2 separate regions of the Homo sapiens genome follow, and region 1 is linked to region 2. A link is a loop called in an ENCODE intact Hi-C map of the cell type or tissue named here. Cell type or tissue: tibial artery. All regions are shown on one strand.

The links. Hi-C counts contacts between places; a loop is a spot of excess contacts. Peaks named below come from ENCODE experiments on the same cell type or tissue, not always from the same donor. Only the 100,000 strongest peaks of a DNase experiment are listed, where the experiment ranks them.
Region 1: it touches region 2 in a loop (5-fold over the local background); 4 of 110 quality-filtered maps call a loop at or near these places.

The regions. Positions count from the first base shown.
Region 1 is chr1:27,283,902-27,286,401 of GRCh38, forward strand. All of the region lies in intron 5 of WDTC1 (WD and tetratricopeptide repeats 1), which reads left to right. Among named protein-coding and RNA genes, the nearest start is that of TMEM222, 37 kb to the right of the region's middle. RefSeq lists a silencer at 884-963. In tibial artery, a CTCF peak has its summit at 962 (motif pointing left); no DNase peak of the experiment used is centred here.
Region 2 is chr1:26,991,003-26,993,502 of GRCh38, forward strand. No RefSeq gene overlaps it. Among named protein-coding and RNA genes, the nearest start is that of TRNP1, 1.4 kb to the right of the region's middle. RefSeq lists enhancers at 1,548-2,049, 2,050-2,500, 2,303-2,462. In tibial artery, no CTCF peak of the experiment used is centred here; no DNase peak of the experiment used is centred here; H3K4me3 peaks cover 405 bases; H3K27me3 peaks cover 1,720 bases.

The sequences.
Region 1 (2,500 bases), 290 kb after region 2:
ATGTGACAGTTCAATGAGATAATTGATAAAAATAAAGTCTGTGCCCAGTGCTTTTTATCTGTTCTACCCCTTCATAGGAAATGAATATTTTGATTTGTTGGAGGAGGGGAGTTGAGCGGAGGAGAGGTGAGAAGGGGACTTACAAGTGTCTTCAGACCTTTGAAGCTCTGTTGAAGCCCTGGAAATGACATGAGACATGTTTTTTTGTTGTGGAAAACAGACCTAGGACTAGTGGCTGTAAGTCCACAGAATTAAATGTGGGCCTGAGGAAAGAAAGAACTGTCTAATGCTTAGAGCTCTTTGAAAAATGTAGAATGGGCCCCTGGAGGAGATGAGTAAATGTCCTATCCCTGCACTTGTCCACTCGCCAGGTGCTTTATCTCCAAGATTTAAAGTTGGAAGAAATGGCCTGCAAGGAAGGGCCTTTCCAGCTCTGAGATTCTATAATGGATAGATGTGAGAATGAAGTTGTCCTTCGGAAACCCTCACTATTCTAAGAAATATTTTCGTAATTAATATCAAGAGGAATTACAAGATACCTGAACAAGATGATAGCTCCAAACCTACTTGTTTTCCTAAACCCTTTTTTCTTCTCAAGCTATGATTCTCGCCTTTAGAGACAGAACAATGATGATTTACCTCTTATATGACTAACGGAAACTGCTTTCTTCCCCTGCAAAGAGTTTAGGTCCAATTTTAGTCTGCACAGTCAGGCCTGGGGAAGGGGACCTAAGCCATTAGTTTAGCATCAGAGCACAAGACATTGATTTCTAACACCAGAATTTCATAATGGTCTTGATACTCCCTAACGGTAAGACCTTGGGAACGGCACTTACATGCAGACTGTCAGCCTCCTCTTCTATTTAAAAAAAAAAAAACAACCTGAAAAGGATTCTTCTTTCTTTAGGTAGTGGAAACACTGCAGATGTATATGTATTTAACTCATGCGCTCCCCCTGGTGGTGACTATGGTGTGTGATGCGTGTGGCAGCAGCCACAAGATCATGACAAGGGCTCCCCAGTTTATTTCTGCTGTGCATTGAGTGTATGCCGTCTCTAGACAGGATTAAAGACTACTGGTTGTCCCTAAAATAATTAAATCATGTCTATTTCATCTAGACCTTGGTCTTTTTTTTTTTTTTTTTTTTTTGAGGGTGAGTCTTACTCTGAATGTCGCCCAGGCTGGAGTGCAGTTGGCACAATCTTGGCTCACTGCAACCTCCGCCTCTGGGTTCAAGCGATTCTTGTGCCTCAGCCTCCTAAGTAGCTGGGATTACAGGTGTGCACCACCACACCTGGCAGATTTTTGTATTTTTAGTAGAGATAGGGTTTCACCATGTTGGCCAGGCCAGTTTCGAACTCCTGACCTCAGGTTATCCACCCACCTAAGCCTCCCAAAGTGTTGGGATTACAGGCATGAGCCACAGTGCCTGGCTAGACCTTGTTCTAATGGCCCTTAGAGAAGCCTATGTGGAAAGAGTGAATTGTTGTTCTTTGTGAACATTTAAAGTCAAGTGGGACATCAGCTGTTTCAGTGTAGGACATTGCCCCTCCCCCAACACTACCACTCAGCCTTGTTGTGGGTAGGGAGGAACTTTTCAATTTTAAAAAAAAGATATTTCAATTTTTTGAACTCACACGAGAATTCAACACCACTCCCAAATATTTTTTATCCTCAAAGTTATGTGATAGAACTACATACTTTCTTTCTTGTTTCTTTTCTTTTTTTTTTTTTGAGACAGAGTCTCGCTCTTGTTGCCCAGGCTGGAGTACAGTGGCAAGATCTCGGCTCACCGCTGCCTCAGCCTCCCGAGTAGCTGGGACTACAGGCATACACCACCACACCCGGCTAATTTTTTGTATTTTTAGTAGAGACAGGGTTTCTCCATGTTGGTAAGGCTGATCTTGAATTCCCGACCTCAGGTGATCCACCTGCCTCCGCCTCCCAAAGTGCTGGGATTACAGGTGCGAGCCACAGCGCCCAGCCCAGAACTGCATACTTTCTTTTTTCATTATTTGAAGCTATGGTTGCAGCTGTTTTTTTCTTATCAGATGTCATCTGGAGTATTTTGTTCTTGCCTTTATCAGGATGGTGGTTTTTTTTTTTTTTTTTTTTTTTGAGATGGAGTCTTGTTTGCTCTGTCACCCATGCTGGAGTGCAGTGATGCCATCTCAGCTCACTGCAACCTCCACCTCCCGGCTTCAAGTGATTCTCCTGCTTCAACCTTCCGAGCAGCTGGGATTACAGGTGCACACCACCACATCCGGCTAATTTTTTTTGTAGTAAAGACGGGGTTTCACCATGTTGGCCAGGGTGGTCTCAAACTCCTGACCTCAGGTAATCCGCCTACCTCGGCCCCCCAAAGTGTTGGGATTACAGGTGTGAGCCACGGCACCTGGCCGGTTTTTTTTGTTTTTTTTTTTAATAAATACTGCATAGAGATGTATCCTCTTGATGCTCAGCCCTTCCCTATTGTCCAACATTTGAGCTGTTTCCAATA
Region 2 (2,500 bases):
TAAATTACTTGCCCAAGGTCACCCAGATGGGCAGTGTGTGTTGGTTTTCAACCCGGGTCTGACTGGTTCTCTGGATCTGGCCAGTGGTTGGGGGTGGAGATAAGTCCTAGTCTTCTTCCCCTGAATCAGTCCTTGAGGAGTTGGGAGCAGTGATCTGCCTCATGAAGGCAAAACACCTGTCCATCTCCCCACCACCATGGCAATGAGGGGCTTCTGCCCTGAGAAAGACCTATGATTGCATGACACAAAAGAGACTGTTCAAAGGGACACCATCATTCAGCAGGGCAAGCCTCCTTGCTGGGGGCAACCTGGTAGCTCCTGAGCCTCCCTCATCTTCACTGAGCCCCTCCAACTCTCTGAGTTCCCATGCCCCTCACTGAACCTCCCTTCCCCCATGGCGAGCCTCCGCCAGCACCTTTGCACACACTCAGCCCCTTCCCCCTACTGAGCCCCAGCACAGTCACTGAACAGCTCTTCTTCCCCTCTGACTGAGTCATCCTCCCAAGCCCTCCCCTTCCCCTCACTGAGTCTCCACCACCCCTGGTCACTGGGCACCCTGCTTCTGACCTCCTCCCTCCCCCAACCCCTCCACCCTTCCTCTTCACTGAGCCTGGCGCCTCTCACCCACCCGCCTTCCTCTCCCAGCCGCTTCTGAGCTGCCTCTTTGGAGCCCAACTGTCTCGCCCACGAGTCCCCATCACTCAGTCTCACTCACTCTAAGACACCTGAAAGCAGTTAGAGAACATGTGTTCATGGGGGGAGGATGAGGCTCTATCATCATCCTGCACATCATGCAAGCACGCCATCTGCCTCCTCTTCAGGCTTCAGCAGTCACACTGGCCATACCTTCCGCAGGTCCTCCTGAGCCCAGGGTCTGCTGCAGTCCTTCCCAATCGGGTTCAGAGCTGGTTTCTGGACCCCTGGCCCTTGCCCCCACCCACCACAGAGACCTCCCATCTCTGATGCCACCTTCAAGTAGATGGAAACTGAGGCAGGCCCATGGTGTCTGAGCCAGTGTTTGGTATGGCAGGGTCATTTCTGTTGGGGGAAAAGTGGGCAGGGTTCCATTCTATCATTTTGTCAGGGCCAGATGAGAAGTGTCAGATAAAGTCCCACATAAAGAACGTCCCTCCACCAAGAGGACTAGACCCAGGTATCTGAGCCCCCAGAGGGCATGAATGGCTGAGCTCGTGCATTTCTGTCCAGATTCAAAAATCTGGATTCAGCCACCAGTCGTCAATAAGACATTGGGCAAAGCACTACTGCCCTTCAGGGTCTCAGTTTCCCCTTCTTTATTTTTTATTTTTATTTATTTTTTGAGACTGAGTCTTGCTCTGTCGCCCAGGCTGGAGTACAGTGGCACAATCTCTGCTCACTGCAACCTCTGCCTCCCGAATTCAAGCGATTCTCCTCCCTCAGCCTGCTGAGTAGCTGGAACTACAGAGGTGCGCCACCACACCTGGCTAATTTTTTTGTATTTTCAGTAGAGACAGGGGTTTCACCATGTTGGCCAGGCTGGTCTAGAACTCCTGACCTTAGGTGATCCACCCACCTCGGGCTCGCAAAGTGGTGGCGGAGCCACCGCGCCCCGCCAGTCAGTTCCCCGCCCCCGCACACCCCCCTTCCCCCTTCCCGCCCCCGGCTTTTTTTTTTTTTTTTTTTTGAGACGGAGTCTTGCTCTGTCGCCCAGGCTGGAGTTCAATGGCGCGATCTTGGCTCACTGTAGCCTCCGCCTCCCAGGTTCAAGCGATTCTCCTGCCTCAGCCTACCGAGTAGTTGGGATTACAGGCGCCTACCACGACGACCGGCTAATTTTTTTCTATTTTTAGTAAAGATGGGGTTTCGCCATGTTGCTCAGGCTGGTCTTGAACTCCTGGCCTCAGGTGATCCGACCGCCTTGACCTCCCAAAGTGCTGGGATTACAGGCGTGAGCCACCGCGCCCGGCCAGTTTCCCCCTCTTTAAAATGTGTAGGAACACCGGCTGGGAGGAGTAAACACGAGCCGGGGCAGGGAAAGAACTTTGCACACCGTGGGGTCCGGGGCTCCTCTGTGATGCCACCAAGGTTTGCAGGCTCAGCGGCAGCGCTGAGGTATTTGTTCTGCGAATAAAGCGCTCTACCTATCGTGGAATCAGTCCAGCTAGATCCCCGTCCCACCAGGACGGCAGTCGCCCCTCTGCGTTAACCCTTCCACTGCCCTAGTGAGGTGGGAAAGGGGGTCCTTGAGAGCCCTATGGCCCAGGAGAGACCGGGCAGAACTGATTCGGCCAAGGGCAGCATGAGGTGTGGGAGGAGCACGGCACAAGGAGTCAAGCCTCCTGCGTTCTAGCCCAGGCTCTCTTCGCACAGAGGCCTTAGGCAAGACCCTCCCCCGGATGGAGACCGGATTCCGTGAATTTCTAAACACCAGCTACCAGAGCTTATGACTCTGAGGGGCCAAACCAGGGAAGATGAGGCTCCCTTTGCACCCAAAATTTGGGGAGAGGCGAAAGGGGACCGG